Linked DNA regions of Mus musculus: region 1 is linked to region 2. Evidence: chromatin loops called from intact Hi-C (ENCODE). Cell type or tissue: left cerebral cortex. All regions are shown on one strand. Each heading gives the region's core, and the rest is flanking DNA. Links, peaks and the distances in the headings are about the cores only. Region 1 has its middle 34 kb from the start of Gm35493. Region 2 holds the start of H2bl1 (H2B.L histone variant 1).

Region 1 (14,094 bases), core at 741-8,740, 59 kb after region 2:
GGCTTGCAAGAAATATTAATGAGGTAGACTCATAAATCTTTATTTACCGAGTCTAGAGACTCCCCTAAATTTGCATTTGCAAACCATGATTGCATTATTTCCTGGCACCCTGAGATATGAATTTCCCAGTGTCTGGGCAGGCAGCTCCATTAGAGTCACTTCTGTTATGGAATGTTGGAGGAGGAGCGGCCACTGATGAAGACTTATTTGATATTCATCTGAGCACACTCTTTGCAATAATGCAGGACTTAAATCTACACAAAAGGATTACATTGCTGCGTGTATCTATCTGTCCCACTTTGAAGGCACTTCCTTCAACTGTCTTGGTCTTGCATTCTTTGGACTTTTATAAACGTTTGGTTAATTCTCTTGCTGAACTGGAGAAAAGGAGGGGTAACTCTAACCCCATTGTGAGGATTACATTCTTCTTTCATTTGCAGTCAGTTTGCATTTTACAGCAGCAATCACATCTGTGTGTTCTCTGAGAACAAATGGCTCCCAGACTCTCAATCTCTAATGAGCTGGGCCCTGCTGGGGCGGGGAAGGGGAGGCAGGCAGATGAGAGCTCAATTTTGACTTGAGAAAACTGACTTTTCTTGACAAACTTTGTCAGTTTTGGAAATAATGTTTATCACAAGGATTTGCCAATGGAGGGAACATCTACCCTCCAGAGACTCACAGAGTGAAGGGACCTTTTCCAAAAGGGACTAACATGGTCTCTAGGGAGTCTGCAACATATAGCTTCAGCAATAAGAGACCTCAAAGTCTGCCCCACAGTGACACATTTCCTCCAACAAGGCCATACCTACTCCAGCAAGGCCATACCTCCTAATAGTGTTACTCCCTATGGGACCTATGCTTTTCCAACCCACCACTTTATGTAATGAAAAATGAAAACCCCAAACAAAACCTCTCTATACTGGAAATTATTTCTCAGACAAGACTAAAGGAGGTGTCAAGACAGAATGATTAGAGATGTGAACATGTTACAGACAAAACACTATTGCTACTTGGGTGTGGCGAGAGTCCCCCACCTCCTTCCTTGATGGCCTAAGGGTCTTTCAGTCTCCCCATTGCTCCACTCTTTCCTGTCATTTCCTTCCCTCCAGCCACAAAGAGGGCATCTACTTTCCTGCTGTACATAATGCTGAACACCAGAGATACCACTTTAATTAAGAAAAGGAATCTGGGGTGGCTGGCTATCATGAAAAATCCCTAAGAGCCATCAATTAAAAATATCACCGCTGTCTTTGTCTTCACCAGAAACAAAGGGCACGCTAAAGCAAACTTTGGGAACAAAATTGAAGCTCTTGAAACTCAACTTCTAAGACTTGAAATATTGGAAGAGTGAAAGATCTCACCGTTTGCAGGAAGTTTCCCAAAAGCAAGCTTGTTCACCAAACTGTGCTAGGAGAACTAGTCAAAGACCCACTGAGGAGAGACCAAACTGACAAAAATCCAAAGCAGAACATATGTGCGAATCTTCCTGGCCACGAATCAGACAATGTTTACTAGCCTGTGACAGGGGTATGGAAGACACACACACACACACACACACACACACACACACACACACACACACACACAAATAGGAAATGACAGGAAAGAGGAGTGGAGCAATGGGGAGACTAAAGGACCCTTAGGCCATCAGGGAAGGAGGTGGGGGACTCTTGCCACACCCAAGTAGCAATAGTGTTTGTGTGTGTGTGTGTGTGTGTGTGTGTGTGTGTGTGTGTGTGTATGTGTGTAAGAGAGAGACAGGGACAGACAGAGACAGACAGAGACATGGATGGTAAATGGGGAAGCATCTATCTACTGAGGCCATCTCCTCCTCCCTGGACCGCTGTCAGAGGTTTGAGTGATTAGTTCCTAAGAACATGTGGACACTGAGGGCCACCGGCATGCAGTTCTTATTCCCCTGTGGAGTTTCTGCTAGACTGGGAAGAACAGGAGTAAGCACCACTCTCTCCCAGCCCCAGGGCCCCGTTCTTTCCTTGGTTCTTTTCCCTTGAGCACCGCACCTGTCATCCCAAAGGGAAGCAGCAGGGGGAGGGAGTTCGGGGGGCCCTTTTCTCTAGTCACCACAGTTTGATTCTGTAGTATGGAAAGCCCCGGCATGAGTCTAGCATCCTTGATGTGTGAGGTCGATGGATTCAGGAAAGGAGAAAGACTCAGAGCACTCCCAACCTTGGCTCCCATGCACCAAGCACATCTGTCCCCATGGCTTGCTTGTGCCTGGCTGCCAGGTAGCGCAGCAACCACTTAGACTGGAAAAAATGAGTCAAATTAATTTTCTTGTGCATTCTGATTACTAAACTCTGGCCCCGAATGCTCTATTTTCAGAGCTTATTATCTGTGGAATGGTCATTATTTCCCAGAGCTGAAAACAAGATTAAAGGGAATAACTGTGTGAAATGGTTCAGACTAAACCTTGTAATTACTTTGTTGTTGAGCGGTATTTTAGGATGAAGCCTAAATATGGCCAAATTTATACAATCATAGCCAATTTTTAACCCACTACAGGGCTGGAGTCAGGGATGAATTCCAGCTTACAAATTTCCACGGTACTTATAATTTAAGCCATATGATGGAACAGCAGTGTCTTATTTAGCAAATAATGTCCTGGGGAGAGATGTGGTCCCAGTGGCCCCAGGACATAGACCACCATGTTCATATTCTCTGTCTCTTTGTAACTGTTTCTTTTTTTTTTCCTTTTTCTTTTTTACTTTATCTGCATTTATTTTATGCTGAATTTATTCCCGTGCCATGAGTTTTTGTTTCTTCAGTTTCTTCTGGAATATCCTTTTCTTCTGTGCAGCTTCCTCTTCTGGCTCTGGAACAATCTGTTGCTTCTCAGTGAGGATCATCTCACTGTGGCAGGGGGAGCTCATGTATGGGTTAATCCGGCCATGAGCTCTGTAGGTTCGTGAGCGCATCTTAGGTGCCTTGTTCACCTGGATGTGTTCAATGACTAGAGAGTCTACATCTAAACCCTTAAGTTCAACATTACTGTCTGCATTTTTAAGCATGTGCAGCAAAAATTCAGCACTCTCTTTTGGCCACTGTCCCTGTGTCCAGGCCCACTGTTGGCCTAGGTGCACCTACCGACTCCACCATTATACCACCAGCACGGCACACATTGCTTCTTTAAATTGACCATCCTTCAGATACTTGGTGGCTTTTCGGATATGCGTACTCTTGATGGCCTGGGCAGTTTCCCAGGTGTTCTTAAAGTGAACTCTTGATTTGCATGATTTTGTGGGGTTTTCTGGGTCAAGAGAATAGCAAACCATCTTCATAGGTCATCTCTGGCTGCTTACAGGAAGAGTGCAACTGTTTCTTGAGTGATCCTAGATAGAGGTGTTCTAATGTTTTGTGCTGTATCTTTTTTTTTTTAAATATTTGTTTTAACGTGTATGAGTGTTTTGCCTGCAGGTGTGTATGTGAACCATCTGCGTGCTTGGTAAGGGAAATTAGCAGGAGGAAGGCATTGGATCCCTTGGGACTGGGAGTATGGATGGTTGAGTGCACCATGCAGGTGCTGGGAACTGAACTCAGCCCTCTGCAGGTGAAACAAGCAAGAGCTCTTAACCACTGAGCCATCTGCCCCCCCCCCATTTTTTTCTAAAAGAATTCCATTTTCTTTATTGACCTGAATGGGCTGTTTTCATGAAGAAGTCTCGAACTGTCATTATTCTTGACATTTTGGGACAACTTTCGCTTTATTTTGAGTACATCAAGCATGGCTTTAGTCAAGATTCATTAATATTAGCCACTGGCAAGAGAACCATGGCAAGTGCCCTGTCTGAGAAAGGCAGACCCATACGCCCACTGGCTGAGTGGTACAGGCCCAGAGTGTCCTGAAATTTGACATCCCTGCCCCAGACTAAAAGGTAAGGAAGTGTGCTTTAGTTTTAATTAATTAATTAATTAATTAAATTTTTTACACTCCATATTTTATTCCCTCCACCCCACCCTCTGACTGTTCCACATCCCAGACCTCCTTCCCAACCTCCTGTCTCCACATGGATGACCCCACCCCCCACCCCTCCTGACCTCTAAATTCCCTGGGGCTTCCAGTCTCTTGAGGGTTAGGTGCATTCTCTCTGAATGAACACGGGTGTGGGCCTCATATCAGCTGGTGTATGCTGCTGAAAGAAAATTAAAAAATTGAGATCTGTGATTCATGTAATGTATGTCAAATAGCCTAAAGAGTTGTTTGTGAGCTTTGAAACCTGGGGCTGAGAAAATAGCAGAACAGGCTGGGACATGCCCGGGCAGGCCCATCGTTACCTGTCCTGACTGGCCTGGTACCTCCCTATCTCCCGCCCTTCTGACAGCCTGCTGATGTTTAAATGAACCAATCATGTGAAACTGCGCCAATTCTTCCCTGCTGATGTTTAAATGAACCAATCATGTGAAACCGCGCCAATTCCTCCCCCAGCCCCACCCCTTTTCTATAAAAACCCCTAGCTTCCAAGCCTCGTGGTCGAAACCACTGTCTCCTGCGTGAGATACGCTTCGACCCAGAGCTCCGCCATTAAACTACCTCGTGTTCTTACATCAAGTTGGTCGTCTGTTCGTGATTCTTGGGTGTGCGCCGAACAGAAATTGAGTGGGGGTTTCCCCACTAGGTTCTTTCACTGCCTGTTTGGTGGTCCAGTGTTTGAGAGACCTCCGGTGTCCAGATTAAATGAGACTGCTGGTTCTCCTACAGAATCGCCCTTCTCCTCAGCTTCTTTTAGTTTTATGGCTACTGGCACGGCATGGAAGATACAAGGAGTCACTGGGGAAAAAGAAATTGCCATTCTCAGGCACAATGGCGGGCGGAGCATCAGCAATGTGAGCAGATCCTTGAAGCCTTATTGTCCACAGTGACTCACAACAGTTTCAGAGGGCACCTGCACTAAAAGATGGCAATGGCCGGAGGGCATTTTCAGGCTAATGGCTGTTTTCTGTCATTTTGGTAGGCTGCATCACCAGGAGGAATCCTGAGCTTAAAAAAAGCCGTGGGTTTTTATAATGGACAGTAAGCAAGCCTGCTTGTTGTTGTAATGGGAGGCAACCTGTCTTCAGCACTTCTTGCTATATGATGACCTTAAGAGGGGCCTGGAGGAAGGGGCATGTAGGGAGGAGACACACTGAAACTGTTTCTGAGAGGGATCGCATACAGGAGGGTCTAGTCACTGTGTGGACTGGCTGACTGGGAGAGAATTCCACGTGCAACAGGCAGCCTCTGAGCACAGGAATAAGGCTCAGCTATTTTGAATATAAGTGTGCAATCATCACAAGGCAGGGCTGTGTGGCAGGTATTGACAGAGGACTATGCTGGGACCTGCTTGGCTGCGTCCTAGAAATCTGACTGGGAGTTAGTTATTAGAGACTAAGAAAGAAAGATACAAGTAACATGAAGCTGGGATCAGGTGGGCCGTGCACACAGTGGGCCATCAGCTCTGATAGCCAGTGCATTTGTTATATGAGTAATCTCAGTGGGTGGGGTGGGGGCTTCTGTGGGGGGGAGCAGTGACAGGAGGGGGTGATCAGGTGATCACCCAGACAAGGATGCTGTGGATCTCTGCACATACTGTTTTTACCTAAAGGGCAACTGTTTGTCAACGTCTATATTCAGGCCAGGCCAGAGGAAGGCACTCACCACACCCCAGCCTGACCCTGGGAAGGCCTTGCCATGACCTTGAGCCTGAGACATTGATGTCCTTGACCTGTCTGTGCTCATATCACTTGTGCTCATTAAGACAAGGTGTGGTGCTTTGAATAAAAACGGTCTCCATCGGTTCTTAGGGATGGGCATGATTGGAGGTGTGGCTTTGTTGGAGTGGGTGTGGCCTTGTTGGAGTAGGTGTGGCCTTGTTGGAGTAGGTGTGACCTTGTTGGAGCGAGTGTGGCCTTGTTGGAGGAAATGAGTCACTAGAGGTGGACTTGGTGCTTTCAGATATTCAAGCTAGGTCCAGTGTCACTAGCTCTTCCTGTTGCCTGAGGATCCTGATGTAGGAATCCCAGCTACCTCTCCAGTACCATGTCTGCCTTGGTGCCGTCATGTTTTCTACTATGATGAGAATAGACTAAATCTCTGAACTGTAAAACCAGCCCCAGTTTAATGTTTTCCTTTATAAGAGTTGCTGTGGTCATGGTGTCTCTTCACAGCTAGCTAAGACGTATGGGCACAGTCACTTCCTGCAGGCCTGGCTCTTTCTACTGACCGGGCTAGCACTTTTTTCTAGTATGTTGGTCCAGTGAAAGGGCAAAACCCTTTCAAAAGGTGGCCACCCGGAGGAACCTGTGCAGGCTGGTTTTGACAGCTGCCTTCTCAGCCATTCACTTCTTGGAGGACATAGCTGAAGTCCTGCTCAATGGGGGCAAGAGTAAGTGGTTTCTTGTCAGATGGGGGTAGCACTAATGGAGCCGGGAGAGGAGGAGGGTGGGCAGAAAGGCAGCACTCCACCCAACTGTAAGATGAGTTCCCAGGGGGGGCCAGTGACCTGGCTGAGAGCTGCAGACATGCACAGTACTGTGTCCACCCCCCCCCACCGCGTTAACTTTTTTTTGTTTTTTACTCAAAAACACATCCCTCCTTTTTACTTTCAGAAATAACACCCACTTGAGGCAGAAGTGGTATATTTTTAGTTCTTAATGTTTGGAAAATAGAGAAAGAGCAGAAAATAATCAGACTCTAGCAACCAGAACCTTATAATGCAAAGCCCCCTCCCCCACTCCTCCCCACTCCCGCACCCCTCCCCCTGCATTCCACACCTTGTCTGTGGAGGTCAGTGACAAGGAGTAGCTACAGACAGGGTGCGTGGGCAGCCATTGGAGAATGGGAGAGACAGAGTAGGAGGTAGATAGGGTCTTCCTACACTCAGGGGATGGAAGGATGATGCAGGTAGGAGGTGGGGAGCAGTCCATGGAAGTCCCACGTAATTTGATCCCCTGTGACTTTCCAAGACAGGATCTCACCGCAGCTGAGAGACAGGACATGGCTGGAATAACCAGTTCCTGCAGGAATGAGTAAACTCCTCTGATAGCTGGGAATATCCTTAGGCAGCTGCTTTGGGGTAGGGGAGCATCCTAAGGGTCGTGACCTTGAACTGTCCGAGTCCTCTGTGTTTCGTTCACACCCGTGCCTGTCCAAGGTTTAGAGAGAGTTAACCAGAGAGGGCTCAGGGCAGACTGGCTGGAGTTTGGTCAAAGAGATTCTTTGTTTTCAGGCGGTTCGGTCTCATTCCTGGTTCCACAGGTAGAGACTGGGTGGTTTAATCTCTGCATGTCGCATGTGCGCCTTTCTGCCACAGTGAGTCCCTTTCTTGCTGCTTCTGTCTGGGAGCAGATGAAGGAATGTGCTTGCACTGGAAACAGTCAACAGAGCAGTTGTTTCCCCTACCTCACCTCTCACGCTGTGGTAGCCTGCCCTGTAGGGGCAGGCTACGGACATTGTTTCTGGTTACAGGTGTTCTTTCTTCAGGCAAATGGCCTTTCACTAGTAGCGGCTGTAAATCAGGCTGGCCATGCTAGAAAAGCTAGCTGGCTTCTTAAGAGGTACCTGGGGTGGTGACCTACTAGGAAAGGGGGCCAGTCATGGGAGCAGTGAGCAGAGTGATTACCTTCAAAGTCAGACTGTGCAGGTCCAGGCTGCGCCAGTGACACAAGCGCTGTCCCCTCTGCACAGGTGGAGAAACCTTTGATACGGGAGATAAAAGCTAAGTGGGTGACCCAGCTTGGAAAGCGGGGCGACATACTGTACTTACAGTTGACCCCGGTGTCAGTCACTGCGTCAGAGATGACACACTTCTCTGGCTTCAGCTTCTTGCTAGGAGCCTAGGGAATTCTCGCTACCAAAAGCCCTTTGGGCCTGTGGCCACCCTGCAGACAGGGCCCCAAGGCAGCTTGTTAAACAAAAGGAAAACCCTAGTTCTGCAAGAGCAGGGACTCTAAAGACCCAGGCGTCTGTGCTTTCTTTGAGGAGTCTGTGGTGTAGCTCTCTGCTCTCTCAATCTCTTTGGAACTCCCATGGTGGTGGTCCTGAAACCTCCTGGGTTCAAATCCCATCTGTGCCTCTTTCTGGTTGTGTGATCTAAGGTAAGCAACTTGATCTCTCTGTGCCTTACTCTCCACATCTGTATAATGGAGATGGTGATAACATCTCCCAGGGGTATCACGAGCATCAACTGCATACATAAGGTGATTTGCTCAGTATATAGCGTGTGGAAGACACTGATGGCTGGTGGTTTAATCATGGCCACCACAGGCTAGCTCTCTAGTTTGACTGATGCATCACTGCTCACCTGGCAGCCCAGGATCCACCTTAGCCTGAGGGGCTTGCAGTCTTTTGCCGGTCAGTAGGACCCTTCCTTCTGCTCCAGTTCCTTCCTCTCCTTTGGTTGTAGGAGGTACAACAGGGTTTATTTTCCAAAAAAACCAGTTGCACCCCACAATTGCCCCACCTCGAAAGCGTGTTTGGAGAGTAATACAGGGTAATGCAGGGTCTGGTGTACCCTCGACCAATGGTCATCCTCTGTAGGCGTCTTTGGGTTTTATTGCTCTGAAGAGACACCACGACCATGGCAGCTCTTATAAAGGAAAACATTTCATTGAAGGTGGCTTACAGTTTCAGAAGTTTAGTCCATTATAGTCATGGCGAGGAAGCATGGTGGCCTGCAGGCAGACACAGGGCTAGAGAAGGAGCTGAGAGTTCTACAACCAGATCTGCAAGCAGCAGAAGGTGGACTGTGACACTCTACAAGACTTGAGTGTCTGAGACTTCAAAGCCCACCCCCTAGACACACCTCCTCTAACAAGGCCACACCCACCCCAATAAGGCCGTACTTCCCACACCAAGCATTCAAATGCTTGAGTCTGGGGTGTGTGTGTGGGGGGGTGGGGGTGGGGTGGGGAGAGGAGCATTCCTATTCAAACCACCACAATGGAGGAAGTTCGTTCTCTTCCACTTAGCTTGCAGCTTCAGGAAGGGTACACACAGAGCAGCGAGGAAGAAAAGGGCCACTCGCCTGGCCAGCTAGACTCTGAATCAATGCTAACAATCAGTAGAGTGGCAGATATTGTGGCCTGATTACCCACAGTCTCATTATCCCACCCAGGTCTCTCCATCTTGATGAAGAATGGGGCCCACCCTGCTGCTCAGGGGTCTGAGTGATGGTATCAGTGTGGAAGGCTGGAGGAGCCAGGAGTCTCAGAACACCTCCCCATATGAAATTGGAGGATATCAGAAGAGAGGTTAGGGCTCCAGACAAACTGTTGAAGAGGGTGTTCTGAGGGTCTTATAGCTGTCTTCCCAGGCATCTGTCCTTGAACCACATGGGAACAAGCCGGTTTCATAAGGCGCAGATGCCCATGGTGCCTTTTGGCTCTGCAGTGATACAGAGTGGGCAAGGTAGCTCCAGGAGGAGCCAGTGTGTGAGACAAGGCTTCTTCCCTCTTGGCTGTCATGTGTAGGTAGGTGATGTATCTTTGCCCGTAGCAGGCACACAGCTATGACGGGCGAGTAGGTTGTGGGTGGATGTGGAAAGCAGCTTCCTAGAATAGCTCAGAGCTGTGGTGTTTATCATCCCTCCCCTTCCCCCGCCCCCAAAGACCTCTGCACCAAGTGGGATTGAATAAGCTACATTGCCCTGGGATGCTTCAAATGGTTTCTAGCACACTGACTAGGAGAAAGATAGGGGTCACCTTGGGGGTCTGGGACTCATAGAAAGGCAGGAACAGTGAACTGTCCAGGATGCTCTGTGGTTTTTAGTTGGTCCCTCACTCCTATCTAGAGGTAAACAGGTGAGCTCTTGAGCCAGAGGCAGTTGACCCTTCCCAAGACTCAAATGTTGGAATTCAATTACACCTTGTATGACTGTGGTGAACCCCTGCCCTCTTCCAGCTGTCATGGGGTCATGGGTGAATGGCGATGTCAGGAGCAGCGGCACATAGACTCCTCACGGTGAAAAGTCACAGTAGATGGTGGCCCACAACGACATCTCTGTGTGAGCTATGATCATGTTCCATCTGGCATCTGGGGTATGTGCATGCGCCTTCTCCTGCCACTCACAATAGTCTGTCCCCTCTTCCACCTTCTCGCTGCTGTGGGTTGAACCTAGAGTCTTGTGCGTGTCAGGCAAGTGCTCTGTCATCAGTATTCAGCACTTTTAAATCGATTCCTTCTATTAAGTTGTTCAGCTGGACTTGGACTTGCTCTGTAGCCTGGGTAGGCCTTGAACTTGGGATCCTCTTGCTGAAGAAGCTCAAGTAGCTGAAGTTACAGGCAGACACTGCAAGGCTTTCTCCTTCCTGAGCCTTGTTTAAAAGGCAGGGTCTTGTCATAGAGCCCAGGTTGGCTTAGAACTTGTGATCTTCCCACATCAGCCTTCTGAGTGCTGGGACTATGGACATGCCATACTATACCCGGCTAGACCCTCCTGGAGCAAAGGAGTGGTATTCATCTATTTCTAAGGAGGCATCACAGTGAAGAGACAGAGACCCCGGACTTGGTATGCTCTAGAGCCTGCCTCTGTTATCTTTCGGGCTGTGAGCTTAGTGTACTTGCTCCCCCTCCTTGGTCCTCAGATCCCACCCTGGGTGAGAAGGAGGCAAGATCTGCTTTATAGCTGTGCTGTGGGATTAGTACGTTCAGCCATACCAGCCCTTCCACTGGTTCTAGAGTGGTACAAACTATTAGCAGTGGTGACTCACAGTCTAGGGAGGACCTACTGGTGCCTCTCATCAACTTGTCACTCAGCAGAGACGCTTAGCAGAGAGTCTCTCTTTGATACCGTCCTATTTGGTTCTCCTCCTGTAGATGTGAGATGTAGGAGAAATAACAGAAACAGACTGGTGGCCAAGTGGCTTTATGGTCCGCATCTGAGGAAGTCCGTATGATGATTACAAGTCCTTATGACTTGTAATGATGATGTCAGGACAGTCCTATGCAAATCACCCACAATTTCCATTGCTACATCTCCCAACCTAGGGCCGGAGCTAAGGTGTTTTCTTCCTGGAGGTTACTAGCATGGAAGAGTGTCCTGTCCGCTCTGCTTTTCGGTAATGACTTCTTTCCCTCAGTGCCCTGAAACCTACAGTCCACAACTTTCTACTCCCAACGCACTAGAGCACTTTCCAAGAGGGAAGAGTCCCTGCTCATAACTCAACTCTGCCAAGTCATGAGAAATCTCACTGATTTCTGGAGAGGCAGCTGCTGATTAGAACCTATGTTCCCATTCCACTCAGGCCCGGAGCTAATGCGCCTGATTGTAAGTAACACTGTTCTCTTCTGTGACCTTTGAGGCCTTGGACAAGACTTCTGGGTGGGGGTGTGTTCAGTGTTAACTGTGAATCAGGAAGAAAATAAGCTCACCCATGGCCATCTTTCTATGTCCGGCAGGATAGCAGCAGTGACCTTACTGGTCTAGGCCCAGGGGTGGGAGGTGGGCAGAAGCCATCTCCCAATAGTGTCTCACCATGGCCAAGTTATTTAGGCTTTTTAGTCTCAGTTGCTCCTGTATGGAGTAAGGGCAACTATACTATAGTCCACAGACTCTATTTGTGCCTCCGAATCCAAAGACACCACCAAATACTGACTGAAACACTTATAAAAAGGAGATTCTGTAGTACACACAGGTTGGCTTTTCCCTTGTCATCATTGTCTAGACAATGTAAATAAAACTGTCCACATAGCACTGCATTGCATTAGGGATATAAGGAGTCTAGAGACTCAAGTATATGGGGAGCTATGCATAAGTTGCATACAAATAGGGGGTTGCATGTCTTTGCTCTTTGGTGTTGGAGGAGGAGGTCCAGGATCCAGTCTCCACAGCCACTGACTCACAACTGGATTTCTGTAGAGTTAATTAAATAGTTCTTTGAGGCTAAGTATCTGGACTCCAGATCTTCATGTGAGTCTGTACCATTGGGTCCCATTATTTTCTACCCATAGTTCATTGCTCATTTTAATCATCTGGCAAATATTTGTTGAGTGCTTTCTGTGGGCCAGGTACTAGTGAGGCCTTGGCAATGCAGTGATGAAAGAGGCCCAGTACTGAAGTTCCAAGAATGGAGTTGGCATGTCTATCTCCTTCTTTCCCCTATCTCTTCTGTCCTTCCTTCCTTCCTTCCTTCCTTCCTTCCTTCCTTCCTTCCTTCCTTCCTTCCTTCCTTCCTCCCTCCCTCCCTCCCTTCCTTCCTCCCTCCCTTCCTCCCCCTTCTTCTTCCTTCCCCCTTTTCCCCTTTCCCTCCTTCCCTCCTCCTCCCTCCCTTTCTTCCTTCTCTCTGCTCCTTCTCCTTCCTTCCTTCCTTCCTTCCTTCCTTCCTTCCTTCCTTCCTTCCTTCCTTCCTCCTTCCTTCTTTGCCAACAGCTTATCACATTCGGTTTAACAAGGACTGCTGGGCCTCTGACCAGTGTAATCTGTCCTTTGTCATTACCAACAGAACCCTGTATCCTTGGAGGTGGCAGGAGGAGCATTAAGATATTACTGCTTAAAGCTACTTGGCTGGGCATGAATGCAGTGAAACTGTGAGATGTGTGTGGTTGGCAGTCAGAGTGGGGCAGGTATTATGAAGCTCAGTTCCTAGTAACTAAGTTGAGTTTTCTCCAGGAAGATGCTGCACATAAGATAGAAACAGGTTTAACTGTCTCCCCTAAACCCCAAGAAATGAAGGTTGGAGAAACATGAAATAATTCAGCGCTAAAACATAAGAGCATCTTAGCCTTTCTCAGTACAGACCATAGGGAGCTGATAAAACCTATGCTTTTCTTCCCGAGGATTGGAAGGACCCCTAAACCCCAAGATTTGGCAATAGGTGACTAAACACACAATGAATTTTATTTCAGCTCTACTGGTATTGAGTGGCATGACTGATTTTTTTTTTTTTTATCTCAGCAGAGGCATCTCAAATACCCAAAACATTATTGGGAAGTCCATAGTGTTTAAGCCTATCTGTACACCTTCATGATGATTGTATGTTTAATAATAACAATCAAATTAGAATTTTAAGCCACCAGTCATACACTTTCATTCATCCTAAGGAGTGATAAAAAAGAGTATCTTGCTTTTATCAAATACCCAGCCAGTCATTTTGACACGGATGTTTAACCAGCTGTCTCAGGTACTTTTCTATTGCTATGACAAGACACCATCACCAAGACAACGTATAACACCAAGAACTTATTTGGGTCTTACAGTTTCAGAGGTTTAGTTGGAGTCCATGACCATCCGGGAGGGGAGCACGGCCGTGGGCAGGCAGGCATGGCATTGGAGAAGTAGCTGAGAGCTCACGTCTTGATTCAGAAGCGTAAGACAGAGAACTAACTGGGAAAGATGTGGAAACTTTGAAACCCCAAGCCCCTTCCCCAGGGACACACCTCCTAATCCTTCCCCAAAAGTTCCACCAAGTAGGGACCATATATTCAGACTATGACTATACGAGCCTTTGGGGGCCATACTCATTCAAACCACCACATCGGCAGAGTCACATTTAGTCACCTCAGTATTCCAGTGAAGCCAGGACTATCTTTATTGCTATTTTTTCAGGTAATAAAATTGAGGTAAAGATACTTTTAGTAGCATACCTAAGGTCATGTGGCTAAGAAATGATGAGGCATGGTTGCAAGTAGCCTTAAGAGTAAACTATTCTAGGACTAAGGAGAAGACTTGGTAAACGCAAACAGGATGGCCTGAGTTCCCATCTGCAACACTCACACCAAAGCTTGGCCTGTTGGCGTGTGCCTGTAATCTAACACTCGTGAGGCAGAGACAGGCAGATCCCTAGAGCTTGCTGGCTGGCTTGTCTAGCCAAATCAGGGAGTTCCAGGGTTAGCGAGAGGCTCTTCCTCAAAATAAAAGTGAAGACGGACAGAGGAAAACACCTAATGTCAACTTCTGATTCACATACATACACACACACACACACACACACACACACACACACACACACACACACATGTATACCCTTATACAAATGTGTACCTGCACATATGTGTGCATACAGTGAACACATACACTCATGTACACATATACACACAAAGTAAACTAAGCTATCATAAAGGAGGCAAATATCTTTTGCTGATTAAAACAATCTGTACTAATT
Region 2 (16,590 bases), core at 3,874-11,873:
TCATAGAGTTCATCTATCTATCTATCTATCTATCTATCTATCTATCTATCTATCTATCTATCTATCTATCTATCTCAGTCCTATCTTGTTCAGGTGTGTTCTGCCTTGGCCACCTGGTTGCACTAGTCAGGCTCTGCTGTCATGGAGACACATCACCATGGTCTGCACACTTCCTTGCCTTTGCTTCCCATTCTCTGTCTTCCTTAGTTTCCCCTTCATCCCTTCTGCCTTAGGACTGCACCCTTTATGAAGTCCTGCCTCTCTGGCTTTTTACGTCTTAGGGAACTCAAAATGAGCTGTAGCTCTTGGGCGATGAGTTGAGTGACATAGTGTTCCTGTCTTCCAGTGACTTGCAGCTTAGGTTTAGAGACAGACACATGATGCTGAGAGTCGAGTCCCAAATCACTTGTTGCATCTCAGAGCCCCCAACACGTGGAGAGTTGTTTCTAGTGTCTAGTGATCGCTTCTTATCCTATCATCCGAAGTCACTTTGGTTGGTTTGTCATGTTGCAGCTAGACCTCAGAGGTTTGTTTGTTTTTGTTTTGTTTTGAGCACTTCACTTTCTGTGGAGGTTAGCATTTCCCCTGGGATTTCAATTGCATATTTTCAACATGTTTCTTTCGCTGCAGACATTTCCTTTAGAAAATGCACCATTCAATGTTTCTTTAACAATCACAGTGGTACATCAGCACTCTGTGTTCCTGAAACCAAATCACTGTAATTTCCCCTCCTGCTCATTCGGAGCGAGGGGACTGTAATGACATTGTTTACCCTCAGGTACTGTCTGGACCAATGATTTGCCTGATTATAATCTAATTGTTCAAACAGCCTAACTCGCTAGCTGTGTGGCGCTTTGTTGGTGGGTCTTTGTGACTGAGACGTTATTATTTCTCAAAATGATTATTTTTAGGTGAGGACTGCAATGTGACTAAAAATGTACAATAGCTGCCTGACAGAGGAAGATAGCCGTCTGTGGGGCAAAGCTTTCTTTATTTTAGAAGGGTTGTTTGTTTTTCTCACATAGATTTAAGCAGAGTAAAAGATCTCAACACTCTGGCCTAACAACTCATCTCAAAGCTCACGACAAAAATGCTGATTTAGGCCAGAGAGGTGGCTCTGTGGGAACCGCACCTGCTGCCAAACCCACGCTCAAAGAGAATTGACCCTGTAAGTTGCTTCTGGTTTCTACACACAAACCCTGGTCTTGACAGGTGTGCAACACACACACACACACACACTCAGAAACACATGCACAGAGTAAAAACTGTTATAATTTTGTTTTGTTTTTTTGAGATAGGGTTTCTCTGTGTTGCCCTTGGTGTCCTATAACTCACTATATAGACCAGGCTGGATTCGAACTCACAGGGAGCCCCATTTTTTTTTTTTTTAAAGTGAGGACTAATTCATTTTATGAGGTTTCTGTAGGTCTTCACTCCGGGAACATCTTAGCTAGTAGTTCTCTTCCAGGATCTTTTGTGAGTTTCTAGGTAAGGTGTTGGTTAGGGCCCAATTCCTTAGAAGCCTTGACTCACTCCCCAAAGTGGCTCACTCACCCTGACTCACAAGTTGGTGCTGGTTGTTAGAGGATGTCCGTTCTTTACCATCTGAAAATTTCCATGGGACTGCTTTGCTAGTCCCTCAACTATGGTACATGGTTTCTTCAGAGTGATCCAAGAGACAATCAAGGTGCAGTGGTGATGTTTGTTGAGGATATAGCCTTGCAAGCTACATTGTCATTCCTGATGCTGTCTATGCAGTGCTCAGACCAACGCTGATGTACCACAGTAGTGGACTGTGTGAGTACAGACTTGTGGACTAGGAGGGAAGACTCATTAGAGAGCCATTTGCTGGCTAGCTACCCTGTTAAATAGTACTGGCTGTTTTTCTTACAAGCCTTTTAACTCTGGCGTCATCTAAATGCACACATATCCAGCTGGGATAAAACATTCTTTTGTTTATTGACATTCTCAAGTGTTGCGGCCAACGTGGATCAGCAAGGCTGATGTCAAGCGGCTCCTCCGTGTTCCGTGCTAGAGGGACCTTTACAGGAAGTAATTACAAGTAAGGTCAAGAGAAGCCCATTGGGAGGCTTATGGTGATGGCTTGAGACCTTCTGTTCTTTTCACGTAAAACCTTAGTAACTCAGGGTTAGCATGACCCAGCTTTCTGGCAAGGTTTCAACAGACATTGCTATGATTCCATAAAAGGGCACTGAGCTCAGCCATGCTCACCATGCAGGGCATTAGGAACAATCACCTCTCAGCACTGCCCTGCAGCCCTCTTCTGCACCATTGTCACCTAATGGATCCACAACCTCTTTCTTCTCTCTCCATGAGTATTATCCCCATCATGAGAATTCCACGGTCTTCACCAGACATTTCATCAGGAGCCAGAGAAGCTGGGCCAGATAGCTGCCATGCATATAGGCCAGTGGTTCTTTCTGTGGCCCCATGTTCTTCATTGCTGAGGTCCTCAGCAACATCATGCTTAGCCCATAGAAACTCTTTCCTGCCAACACTCCATTTCCAGCTTTGATAGCTGCCTGCCCAAGATCCCCATGCAGAAGCAACGTTTCAGGCATACTTCAGTCTAAAGTCATAAACTCAGAAAAAGATAAGCCTCCAAAGGAGACACAGAGCGATTCCTTAGGAAATGGACTCTCCCCCTCTGTCTCCCAGAGGAGAGAGTATAAAGCAATGTTAAATACTGTCTTGGCTACTTTTAAATTGCTGTCATAAAACACATGACCAAAGTAACTTATAAAAGGAAGTGTTTAATTGGGCTTATTGTTTCAGAGGGTAAGAACCTGACTGCAGATCAAAGGAAGAAGGAGGAGCCGAGACCTCACATTTTGATCTATAAATGGGAGGCAGAGAGCATATTGGGAATGGCAAGTCTTTTGGATCCTCAAAGCCCTCCCCCAGTTAACAGACCTTCTCCAACAAGGCCACCCCTCCTGATCCTTCTCAAACAGTTTTGGCTTTTCGTTTTTTCTTTTGGTTTTTCGAGACAGGGTTTCTCTGTGTAGCCCTGGCTGTCCTGGAACTCACTCTGTAGACCAGGCTGACCTCGAACTCAGAAATCTGCCTGCCTCTGTCTCCCAAGTGCTGAGATTAAAGGCATACGCCACCACTGCCCAGGTCTTCTCAAACACGGTTTTACCAACCATGGAGCTATACCTTCACACTTTAATAACCAATTATGAAAATGCCTCTTGGGCCAATCTGTCAGGACATTTTCTTAACTGAGGTTTCCTCTTCCTAAATGAGTTCTACCACCAGGTACCAGGAAGCTCAAAACAGCCCATAACTCTAGCTCCAGAGAATCCCACACTGTCTTGTGGCCTCTGAGGGTACCTGAACTCACATGTACATACCCATACCCACGCTTACACATAATTTTTACAAAATAAAGTCTTTGAAAATATATATTTTTAAAAAAAATAAAATCAAAGTTACTGAATGGAGAAAGAGTAGATACCACAAGTTACCAGGGACAGCATTACATGATGATAAAGGAGGCAGTCTACCCTACTATTACACAGTGATCTGTCAAACACGTGAGCATCAAAGCTCATGAGCCAAAAGCTGATCTTAAAACTTCAGAAAGGCGCAGAGTGGTTTGGTTTTTCGTTGGGGAAGATTGCAGCTCTTGTTCAAGCACTTACAGCGTACCACGTCTATCCCAGCAAGGGCCTCAGACTTCGGCATTGGGTCAAAGAAAATGGCCTGAACCAAGCAGACCGCTAGGAAGTCCACCAGCGGGAAAGCACCCCTCTTGTCCCTCTCCCCAAACAGTGGGGTGCCCTCTACCGGTGGGGTGAAGAAACCTCACCGCTACAGGCCCGGGACCGTGGCTCTAAGAGAGATCCGTGGTTACCAGAAATAGACTGAGCTGCTCATCCGGAAGCTGCTGTTCCAGAGCTTGGTGAGGGAGATGGCCCAGAATTTCAAAACCGACTTAAGGTTTCAAAGTGCAGCCATCGGTGCCCTTCAGGAGGCTAGTGAATCATACCTGGTGGGATTGTTTGAAGATACCAATCTGTGTGTCATCCACGCCAAGAGAGTCACCATATGCCCAAAGACATCCAGTTGGCTCGACAGATAGGGGAGGAGAGCGGGGGGGGGGGGGGGGGGGCGGGAGAGCTTAAATTAAGGCGGTTTTTATGGCATTTTGTAGTAATTTCTGTAAAATACTTTGATTTAATTTGTGCTTTTTTTTTTTGTAAGAAATTGTTTACAATATGTTGCATTTGTACTTAAGTCACTCCATCTTTCACTCAGGATGAATGCAAAGAGTGACTGTTCACAGACCTCAGTGATGTGAGCACTGTGGCTCAGGAGTGACAAGTTGCTAATACGCAGAATGGATGGGTGATAATTCTTGCTTTTCATGATGCATGTTTCTGTATGTTACGACTTGTTGGGTAGCTATTAAGGTACTAGAATTGATAAATGTATACAGGGTTCTTTTGAAATAAAACTGGTTATGAGTTGAAAAAAAATTAATCACTGTGGCTATCTGTGACCCAAGAGCCTTGGTGATAAAACGGAGGTCATCAAGTTGGTTTGAAAAATTAGCACCTACATGTTGGCTATGAGAAATCCACTTTTAAAGTAAATCTACATATATAGTCTAAAAATAGACGGCTAAAGAGATGGCTCAATGGTTATAAATGTATCTTAGTTACGGTTTCTACTGCTGTGATAAAACACCGTGGCCAAAAGCAAGTTGGAGGAAAAAGGGGAGTTTGTTTTTTTTTTTTTTTGTTTTTTTGTTTTTTTGAGACAGGGTTTCTCTGTATAGCCCTGGCTGTCCTGGAACTCATTCTGTAGACCAGGCTAGCCTTGAACTCAGAAATCTGCCTGCCTCTGCCTCCCGAGGGCTGGGATTAAAGGCGTGTGCCACCATACCCGGCCATGGGAGTTTGTTTTATCTTACAGCTTGTAATCCTTAAGGAAAAGAAGTCAAGACAGGAACCTGGAGGCAGGAACTGAAATAGGGGCCATGGAGGGATTACTGGCTTACTCTGTCTCAGTTAGGGGGTTGCTGATGTGAACAGACACCATGACCAAGACAACTCTTATAAAGACAACATTTAATTGGGACTGGCTTACAGGTTCAGAGGGTCAGTCCATTATCATCAAGGTGGGAGCATCCTGGCACAGATGATACAGGAAGAGATAAGAGTTCTACATTTTCATCTGGAGGCTGCTAGGAGAAAATGGCTCCCACATGGTGAGGAGGAGAGTCCTATTGCCCACCCCCCCACAGCGATACACTTCCTCCAACAAGGCCACACCTCCTAATTGTGCTACTCCCATGCCAAGCATATTCAAACCACCATACTCTTCATGGCTTATTAAGTCTACTATCTTAAACAACGCAAGACCCCTTACCAAGAGGCAGGTGTATATTTTCTACGAATCTTATCAGCTGTTAAAGGATTTGAAAGAATTCTGTAGTTTTGAAGAACTTTTGGTTGTTTTTCTTTTCGATCCTAACTGGAATAGCCCAGGTTGATCTTGAAGGCAACTTACATAGCCTGCTAGCTTCCCCCACACTGCCAAATGTCTTCTGAAATAATCAGTTGTCAGAGGTAAGACTGTTTGTCAACACCTGGTGTGCAACATAGCCAGGTCTGATAAGAAATGATCTCAAATCTTAGAAATCCAACCTGTTCTCTCCTGAGCCTCCAACAAGTGCTAGTGAGCCACATGTATTTTGAGCACTCCTGGGATCCCCCTCATATGCCACCATGTAAAACCATTGGTTGCATACTGCATAGCTATTTTACACGGTAGTGCTAAGTATACACTGCCTAATGACTTGGATCCAGTCATTAAGTTTTCTGGGCCAGAGCCCCAGGGAATGTCTAGTTGGCAGTTGATCTGAGCATATCGTTATAACTGCTACAATTTTTGTCTTCTAAGAGTCTTCTCTTCATTTTCTCTGTATCTGTTGCCCCTGGCTTGGTTCTAGTTTGCCCCAGCTTTGTTAATGGGTGAGTTTCACTTTAAAATCAGCTTGCATGCCTCAGTGAGAGAAGATGTACCTAGTCCTACAATGACTGATGTGTGTGGGTGCGGGTGGGTGGGAGGGGACTTCCCCTTTTCAGAGGAGAAGGGGAGAAGGGAATGGAAGGGGAGGAGCTTTGAGGGGGTAGAATGGGAGAAGAGAGGACCCTGATATTAGGATGTAAAATGAATAAATAAATATTTAAAAAAAGAATGTACAAGGCTTTGTATTTGTTCCCCAGCATAATTAAATAGGTGAATAAATAAATACATCATTTGCCTTGAGAAAAAAATCCACTTTTTTTTTTTTTTTTTTGCTTGTTGGTGTGTGACATGCCTTATGGTGTGTGTTGGGGCCGGCTATCGGCTCACATGTTCAGGTTCGAGCCTGGAAGGCATCTTGGAACTGAAAGAAAAGAGGGAGCCTAGGCAGGTTGAGAAATAATGGAACCAAGACAACTAGTCTGCTCAAGGTTCACATGTATAAAGGAGAGGGGGAAAGCCCATTCCTGCCAATTCATCTTTGGAACCTGGAACCAGCTGCAGGTGATGACGTGCAGGATAGGGAGTAGTCTCCAGAATAGATCCCGGGGCCTCTCAGCAGGTAGCAGTATCTTAAAGAGGTACAGAGACCCTGGCTGAACAATAGAGTGATCTAGGGAGGAAGGCTCCACCCTAGATAATCTCCTTAGTGGCAGCAAGGTCAAGGTCTGGCTCAGCCTGCTTCAGGCTTAAGGGAGGCTACAGGTGTGTACCACTAGTTTCAAACAATGACAAAATCCATATTTGCTCATGTTGCTGACTTGGTAGGAAATTGCTTCCTATCTCCTTTGTGTCTTTTAATATCTTTGTGCTTTCAGTAATCTTTCATAATCACATCATATGTCCAACAGACTGATAACAGGCAGGCTCTTGCCATCTGCATTGTGTATCTCTGAGGAAAGGGCTGCTAAGTGACATGAGATTTCATTTTGCCACAGCATCATCTGGCAGTCCACAAGCTATCAGCCTCCATTTCTAGGTTAATACGTTTTTATTTAATAAGTCTGTAATCATCTTGAGGCTAACTACATTGTATGGTAGTCAGTGATCTTCTGGATGTCTGTGTTTGAATTAAGTTAGAGTCTGAATGACAATAATTCAAAATAATACTGGCATAAATAAGTTCAATTTTATTTTTCTTATGTCAACGTAGGGCAGCCATGGCTGGAAGGGCTGGAAGAGACCTGTGACCTCACCCTGTTAATTGTCAGAGATTTCGGGACCTAGGGATTCACCTCAAGTGGTCAAGCTTGACAGGAAGTGACACATGACCTGCTTGCGGAGCCACCTCTTCAGTATTCCCACCCCAGGTTTCACTTTTTAAGAAAGATTGTATTGTTTACTTTGTGTATGGGTATTTTGCCTGCATGTATATGCCCTGGAACTAGCATTACACACAGCTGTGAGCAGACATGTCAGTATTGGGAATTGAACCTGGGTCCTCTAGAGGACTGCTCCCAACTGCTGAGCCATCTCTCTAGCTCCTCCTAGTTTCACTTCTAAGGATTTACTCTAAAGCACTGGGAACAGAGCCTTTGGTAGATATTTGTATACCATGTCCATAGCAACACCATTTACAATGGCTGAAAGACAAAGGAAATGTAATCACCCATTAGCAAACAAATAAAGACAGATGCAAATGGAGGAATTTTATCTAATCTTAAGAAGAAGGAAAGTCTGATATTCTCAGCATAGATGCAGGAGAAGCTGTTACACAGCGTGATATGGCTGTGAAATCATACAGAACTTCACTTAGAGGCAGACCTGGAGGAGTCAGACACCTAGGGTCAAAGGATGGATTGGTTTTACTGGGACCCAGGAGAAGACAGAAGGGTAGTTACAGTTTAATGGTTGTGGTGGTTTGAATATGTGTGTCCCAGGGAGTGGCACTATTGTGGCACTATTAGGAGGCGTGTCTTTGTTTGAGTAGGTGTGTCACTGTGGGCCTAGGCTTTGAGAGACCTTCTTCCTAGCTGTTTGGAAGCCAGTCTTCGTTTTGCCTTCAGATGCAGATCTCTCAGCTCCTCTAGCACCATGGCTGCCTGGAAGCCACCATGTTGCTGCCTTGATGATAACGGACTGAACCTCTGAGCCTGTAAGCCAGCCCCAATTAAATGTTGTCCTTAGAAGAGTTGCCATGGTCATGGTGTCTGTTCACAGCAGTAAAACCCTACTTAACGCCGTGGTGCAGGTTCAGTAAGGCACAAGGTTGTAGAGATGGTTGGTGGCAATCATTGTTCAGCAGCCACTGAGCCACATAGTGAGAACTTGCATGTATTTAATATATTTTACAAAAATTCCAAAAATAAGGTGTTTTTTTTACACATATGCATTTTTATAATTAGACATGAAAACAGTTGTATTTTGAAGATTTTTTTTTTCCCAAGAAGAGTGATCTCATTTTGAAATTCTATTTTTATTATATTCTGCTTTAAAACGCATGCCAATGCAGAGGGAATGTGAGACTCCCTTCACCCAAAGCTCATACCTCAATCTAGAAAGGAAATTCCTCGTAATTAGACCGTTGCTTGAATTATGGAATGGTTTTTGCATTTGCTCTCCTTATTCCAGTGATTTGAAACATCAACCATACATTTATTTATTTATTTATGTATTTATTTTTGGTCTGTGAACTAACTTAAGGTGTCAAGCTTTGAGAGCCTGCTAGCCTAAACTCGCAAAGCATGCATCATTATCCAAACCTGTGTTTCGTAAATTCTCTTCTAAATGGGAAGTCCGTCCTTTTGGGCAATGTGCTGTGAAGTGATTTAGTTGTCAGGTGGCTCTTTTATTTATATTATTGGTTATTTTATTTATTTACATTTCAAATGTTGTCCCCCTTCCTGGTCTCCCTTCCACAAGCCCCCCATCCCATCCCTCCTCCCCTTTGCCTCTAAGAGGGTGCTCCTCTTCCCATCTACCCACCCACTCCTGCCTCACCGCTCCCACATCCCCCCTATGCTTCCCCTCCCACTGATGCCAGATAAGGCCATGCTTTGCTACATAGGCAGCTGGAGCCATGGGTCCCTCCATGTGTACTCTTTGTCTGGTGGTTTAGTCCCTGGGAGCTCTGAGGTGTCATGTTAGTTGATATTGTTCTTCCTATGGGGTTGCAATTTGCTTCAGCTCCTTCAGTCCTTTCCCTAACTCCTCCATTGGGGTCCCCAATGGTTGGCTGTGAGTATCTGCATCTGTATTAGTCAGGTGCTGGCAGAGTCTCTCAGGGGGACATCTATATCAGGCTCCTGCCAGGAAGCACTTCTTGGCATCATCAATAGTGCCAGGGTTTGGTATCTACAGATAGGATGGATCCATAGGTGGGGTGGTCCCTGGATGGCCTTTTCTTCAGTCTCTGCTCCATTTTTTGGTCCCTGCCTTTCCTTTAGACTAGGTTAAAAATTTTGAGATGGGTGGGTGACCCATCCCTCAATTGAGGTCTGTGTCTATCTACTGGAGATGGTCTCTACAGGTTCTATCTCCCCTTTGTTGAGTATTTTGGCTAATATTATCCCATTTGGGTTCTGGGAACATCTTGTTTCCCTAGCATCTGGGACTTTCTAGTGGCTCCCCCCAGGTCCCTACCCCTTACTGCTACATATTTCTATTTCATTTCCTGACCCTCTGGATTTTCTCCTCTTTTCCCATGCCTGATCCTGCCCCATTTTTTTCCTCCCCCTCTTCTCTCCCTCCCATGCCCTCCCTCCCTCTACCTCCCATGATTATTTTGTTCCCCTTCTAAGTAGGACTGAAGCATCCACACGTTGGTCTTCCTTCTTGTTAAGCCTCATATGGTCTGTGAGTTGTATCATGGGTGTTCTGAGCTTTTGGGCTAATATCCACTTATCAGTGAGTACATACCATGTGTGTCCTTTTATGTCTGGGCTACCTCACTCAGGATATTTTCTAGTTCCATCCATTTGCCTGCAAATTCCATAAAGTCATTGTTTTTAATAGCTGAGTAGTACTGCATTGTGTAAATGTACCACATTTTCTGTATCCATTCTTTTGATGAGGGACATCTGGGTTGTTTCCAGCTTCTGGCTATTATAAATAAGGCTGCTAAGAACATAGTGGAGCATGTGTCCTTTCTATATGTTGGAGCATCTTTTGATTTGATAGAATACATAAGCAACCCCAAAAATTCTATCAGAGAATTCCTACAGCTAATAAACAACTTCAGCAAAATGGCTGGATATAAAATTAATTTAAATAAATCAGTAGCCTTCCTCTACACAAAGGATAAATGGTCTGAAAAAAAAATCAGGGAAACAACACCATTCACAATGGTCACAAATAATATAAAATATCTTGGTATGACTCTAACCAAACAAGTGAAAGATCTATATAACAAGAACTTCAAGTCTCCGAAGAAAGAAGTCAAAGAAGACCTCAGAAGATGGAAAGATCTCCTATGCTCATGGATTGCCAGTATTAACAGTAAAAATGGCTATCTTACCAAAAGCAATCTACAGATTCAATGCTATCCCTATCAAAATTCCAACTCAATTCTTTACAGAGATAGAAAGAGCAATTCTCAAATTTATCTGGAATAACAAAAAGCCCAGGATAGGGAAAACTATTCTCAGCAATAAAAACCTCTGGGGGCCAGGTGTGGTGGCACACACCTTTAATCCCAGCACTCGGGAGGCAGAGGCAGGTGGATTTCTGAGTTCGAGGCCAGCCTGGTCTACAAAGTGAATTCCAGGACAGCCAGGGCTATACAGAGAAACCCTGTCTCGAAAAACCAAAAAAAAAAAAAAAAAAAAAAAAAAAAAGAACCTCTGGGGGAATCAGCATCCCTGACTTCAAGCTGTACTACAGAGCAATTGTGATAAAAACTGCTTGGTATTGGTACAGGGACAGACAGGTAGATCAATGGAATAGAAGTGAAGACCCAGAAATGAAACCACACACCTATGGTCACTTGATCTTTGACAAAGAAGCTAAAACCATTCAGTGGAAAAAAGACAGCATTTTCCTTTCTTTCTTTCTTTCTTTCTTTCTTTCTTTCTTTCTTTCTTTCTTTCTTTCTTTCTCTCTCTCTCTCTCTCTCTCTCTCTCTCTCTCTCTCTCTCTTTCTTTCTTTCTTTTTTTCTTTTCTGAGACAGGGTTTCTCTGTATAGCTCTGGCTGTCCTGGAACTCATTTTGTAGACCAGGCTGGCCTTGAACTCAGAAATCCTCCTGCCTCTGCCTCCCAAGTGCTGGGATTAAAGGTGTGTGCCACCACGCCCAGCAAAAGACAGCATTTTCAACAAATGGTCCTGGTTCAACTGGAGGTCAACTAGTAGAATACAAATTGATCTGTTCTTATCTCTTTGATCAAAGCTCAAGTTCAAGTGGGTTAAGGACCTCCACATAAAACCAGATACACTGAATCTTTTTTTTTTAAATCTTATCTTTTTTTTTTTTTTTTTTTTTTTTAAAGACAGGGTTTCTCTCAGGTAGCCCTGGCTGTCCTGGAACTCACTCTGCAGACCAGGCTGGTCTTGAACTCAGAAATCCGCCTGCCTCTGCCTCCTGAGTGCTGGGATTAAAGGCGTGCACCACCAACACCCGACTCAGATACACTGAATGTAATAGAAGAGAAAGTGGGAAAGAGCCTTGAACACATGTGGGGGAGGGGGTATTTCCTGAACAGAATGCCAATAGCTCAGGCTCTACGATCAGGAATTGACAAATGGGACCTCATAAAATTGAAAAGCTTGCAGTAAGGCAAAGGACACTGTCAACAGGACGAAATGGCAACCCACAAATTGGGAAAAGATCTTTACCAATCCTACACGCGATAGAGGGCTAATATCCAATATATACAAAGAACTCAAAGAAGTTAGACTCCAGAGAACCAAGTGACCCTATTTAAAAATGGGGTACATAGCTAAACAAAGAATTCTCAACTGAGGAATACCAAATGGTTGAGAAGCACCAAAGAAATGTTCAATATCCTTAGTTATCAGGGAAATGCAAATCAAAACGACCCTGAGATTCCACCTCACACCAGTCAGAATGGCTAAGATAAAAAAAACTCCAGCAGCAGCAGATGCTGGTGAGGATGTGGAGAAGACACTCCTCCATTGCTGGTGGGACCGCAAGCAGGTACAACCATGTGGAAGTCAGTCTGGTGGTTCCTCGTAAAATTGGAAGTCGTTTTACCTGAAGACGTAGCTATACCATTGCAGGGAATATACCCAAAAGATGCTCCAACATATAACAGTGAGCTCTTTTCAAAATCAATTAATGGGGGCTGGAGAGATGGCTCAGTGGTTAAGAGCACTGACTGTTCTTCCAAAGGTCATGAGTTCAAATCCCAGCAACCACATAGTGGCTCACAACCATCCATTATGAGATCTAACACTCCCTTCTGGTACATCTGAAGACAGTGACAGTGTAACAGTGTGTACTTAGGTATAATAATAAAATAGATCTTTAAATCAATTAATATACTTACTTTTAGGTATTTATTATATCATCAGGTAGCTTGGTGTTGTTATGCAAACATAACACACCATGCTTGCACAAACTAGATGATAAGGCTTCTTGCACCCAGGCTGCAGACCTGTACAGGACACTACTGTGTTGTACCTTGCAAGCCATTATAACACAAAGGTAAGTAGGTGCTTGTGAATCTAAACATAGAAAAGAGTACAGTAAAAAATAGTGTGAATAGGAACGAACAGCTGTACTGTGATATCAGGGGCCCGCCATCACAAGCAGGGCTGGCCACTGGCTACAATAACACACGGTAGGGCTTGAATGCTCTTTAGGCTTCCTGGGTCATGTTAGGGATATTTTGGTGCTTGTTTTTCTTGAACATCTGCACACAAAAGTAGAAGACTCACTTAGTGCTGTGGTGAATGCACACACACACACACACACACACACACGTATATTATATGTATATGTATGTGTATGTATACATATGTATATATAATCTTTGCATATGGGATTGGCTTAGAAGTTGAGATTTTCTGACCCTCTCCCTCTTAGACCTCAGGGCCTTTCTGTCTGTCACTGAGCTGTGAGTCTGCTGAGATGGTTCCCAGGTAGCTGGAATGGCTGATGAAGATCAGCTTTAAGTAGCTCATCCTCTCCGTGTACACCCTGGTTAGCTGAGTAGGGCCTGTACAGGGGTTTTCAGGAACTCTGACAAGTTAGATTCAGAAGCAAAGGAACCCAGGAGAAACAGAATGTATCCTGGGCACCCATCAGGGAAGGCCTCCTCCTTTAGAGTGGCTTCAGTTCCAACCTCTGAAGAAACATAAAAACAAGCAATTTCTTTTTATTTTGCCTTGTGGAAATTTATGTGTCTCTTATAACCAGAAAGAAGAAGAAGAAAAAAAACCCCACATTTCTGTAGTCTGCTACAAACATCTCTTCTTTGGAAGATGAGCCAGCAGCACCTAGGAAAAACTGAGTCCAGGACACCAAGGGCTCAGGAATCCTGCTCTCAAGGTCTTTCCCCAGAAGAGCTCTTGAGGGAGATTGTTCACACTGTGTCGCCTGGTCTCCCTGGCAAGCCTGGTATATGCTCAAACCCAGCCCTGCCAAACCCACCCACCAGGATAACCTCAAGCACGTGATGGGTTCTCAGTGCCTGCTTTCATCCTCCATGGCCTGAGGATAATGATTTAATCCTTACAGAGTTTTGTGGGGTTAAGTAAATTAATATGTGTAGGGTGTGATCAGCTGGGTTATGTTTCTGTGACTGTGGCAACTCTACTAGTGAAAAACAAGTCACTCTAGACCTCTCTCAGGAAAGGGCATATGACAAGTTGTGACAGTGTGGCATCCTAGATAGAACAGGCGTGTAAGCAACCCAGATCTACATTCATCTGCAGGCAGGAACCTAAGAAATAGTGTAGAGAGAGAAACATATGCGCTATGAACTTGTGCTTGCAATACAAACAAAACGGAACTTCTGGCTTAGGGATACATAGATAGCAAAGGACAAAGACAATCCAAAGAATGGGGGTGGGGAGTTGGGAGTGGGCTCAGGCTAGCAGGTAGGGAGATGGAATTGGGAAAAAGCTTCATTATCTTTAGAAAGATCTTATACTTAATAAAATGACCGAGCATGTTGGCACTGGTCTACATAACAAATTTCAGGCCAGGACTACACAGTGAGACTCTGTCTCAAAAAGAAAAATAAAAACTAAACTTAATAAATTGGGTGGAAGTTCATGGAAGAACGGGGGTTGGAGGGATGGTTCGGCTGTTAAGAGCAGTGGCTGCTCTTCCAGAGGGTCTGGGTTAGGGTCCCAACATCCACATGTAGACTCCAACTACCTGTAACTCCAGTTCCAGGGGACCCAATGTCCGCTTCTGCCTTCTCAGGTACCAGGCAAAACATCCTATACATGTAAAATAGAGTACAATAAATAAGTGACTCTAAGCAAGGTTATGGCCAATTTCATTTACTTTCCCCAAGTTTCAATTAGGCTTGAACATGGATGGAGCTTAGGAATGAATGAATCTGTGGACGGCTTTACTTCCAAAAGTCACAGCAAGCGTAGCCAGCTTCTTCGGCAACAGCAGATGCACTGCCTGCTGGATATCTCCTGGGGTGAGGGTACAGCGCTTTCTGAGGAACATCTGCTGGCAGGCTTCCGTAGCAATGCGTTCGAAGATGTCATTGATGAGGATGTTCATGATGTCCACAGAATAGGATGATATACCCCTGTTAGGGACAACTTCCTTCAGGACTCTGTTTATGTAAAGGGAGTAATTTCCATGGCCCAAATTGATGCTAGAGCAACGTGAGTGCTTTCTATACAATGGTCTTAGATGTCTTTTGATGTAGCATTGTCTTTTGAAGGTGGGCTTGGCCATTGTAGATGTTGTTTCTCCTTGTCCTTTAGGAATGGAGAGGAGAAGGGCCAGAGGATGTCGGTTGGCTGTCCTACTTATAGTGATGTGTCACAGTCATGTTACCAGAGCTCCTCTCTGATTGGTACTTACTTTCCTATGTCACAGACACATAGCAACAGAGCCTCCGACCTGTTGCTGAGGAGAAAGTGGCTCCCCTTGGGCTCTCCTCAGAGTGGGAGGGTAGTACAAGGACTGAGGCCAACCTCAAGCTGAGAAGGAGAGTGTTCAGGCTCTCTGCTTTTTATTCCATAGTAATTTGCAACCATCCTATACAATTTAATCAGAACTGAACAAAAGCTTGCCAAAGTCGGTGGTTGGTATAACAATAGGAAAACAAAACAAAAACAATGTTAGCTTTTTGTGTGTGTAAGTCATTACTTACACAAACATGCATAAACTCATATAATAACCATTGGGCAAAGGTGCTGGTCACCAAACCTAAACATTTAAGTTTGATCCCCAAGACCTATAGTAGAAGGAGAGAGCCAACTTCTGAAAGTTGTCCTGACTCCCAAGCATATGCCATGACACACAGGTACTCTCTCTCTCTCTCTCTCTCTCTCTCTCTCTCTCTCTCTCTCTCTTTCTCTCTCTCACACACACACACACACACACACACACACACACACACACATCTCTCTTTGTCTCATACACACAGAAGTAAACATAACAAAACCAAAATAGCAACAACCTATTTGAGACCTTTATTTAGCCAATGAAGTCTAGTACTTAGCAGATAAAACAGCAAGGCTTCCACATTGCACCTCACACATGCTGACCCCAAGTGGGGAAATCTTGACTGCATAGTTTGTGGTAGTGGGAGACCATATTCCCAGTCCTCCCTCTAAAAAGAGTCGACCATTTCATTTTCATGATGTTGGCTCCTTAGGAGCCAACTGAAGAATTCAAAACTCCCATCTCTTATTGTTTAGATTATGATATGAACTGTGTTCATTAACCTTCTACAATGAGAACATCATTCTTGTATATTTTATAGCCTTAGTGACACAGTTTGCTGTTGCTTGATATTGTAGCTCTGTCATTAGCCCAAAGACACTTTGTTGGGTCATTCTTGCCATGTGTCATGTTGGTATTCATTTAAGAAATCCTCATATGCTTTCTTAATCAAATCTACCCTTGAGTAAAATAAAAAAGAAGTAACTATGACAATAACTCATGAGCATTTCAATTATTCATGATGGCCACTGCTATTAATAGTCTCATTAAATGTCCTTCGAAATGAGTTTCTGCCCTAGGAAGGCAGAGAGCTGTGTGTAGCTTCCAGAAAGCTGTTTCTCCTCTGTTTCTTCTACTTAAATATAGGAGGGAAGACAGTATGATGGCAAGTAACTTTAAATTAGCTCTAATTTCTTTTTTTTTCTTCTCCCACCCTCCAGAACCCTGCCTCTAATTTCTTTAAAAAAAATATGTGTGTGTGGATGTCTGCTGGTATGTATGTGCGTACACCATATTCATGTCCCTGGTGCCCGAGGAAGCCAGAAGAGGATATTGGATCACCTGAACTGGAGTCACAGATGGTTGTGAGCTGCCACATAGGTGCTGGAAATCAAACATATGTCCTCTTGAAGAGCAGCCAGTGCTCTAAACTGCTCTTCCATCTTTTCAGCCCCTGGCTCTAATTCCTGAAGATGGCAGGCCTTTTG

Evidence for each region. Peaks named below come from ENCODE experiments on the same cell type or tissue, not always from the same donor. Only the 100,000 strongest peaks of a DNase experiment are listed, where the experiment ranks them.
Region 1: it touches region 2 in a loop (6-fold over the local background); 1 of 42 quality-filtered maps calls a loop at or near these places.

What each region holds. Positions count from the first base shown.
Region 1 is chr13:99,031,556-99,045,649 of GRCm38, forward strand. No RefSeq gene overlaps it. Among named protein-coding and RNA genes, the nearest start is that of Gm35493, 34 kb to the right of the region's middle. In left cerebral cortex, for the core only: no CTCF peak of the experiment used is centred there; no DNase peak of the experiment used is centred there.
Region 2 is chr13:98,969,630-98,986,219 of GRCm38, forward strand. H2bl1 (H2B.L histone variant 1) reads right to left here and starts at 14,936. Exons shown (of 1, transcript NM_027064.1): 1 at 14,461-14,936. The coding sequence starts at 14,887. The coding sequence ends at 14,516. It also overlaps the pseudogene Gm47052. In left cerebral cortex, for the core only: no CTCF peak of the experiment used is centred there; a DNase peak (open chromatin) is centred at 8,290.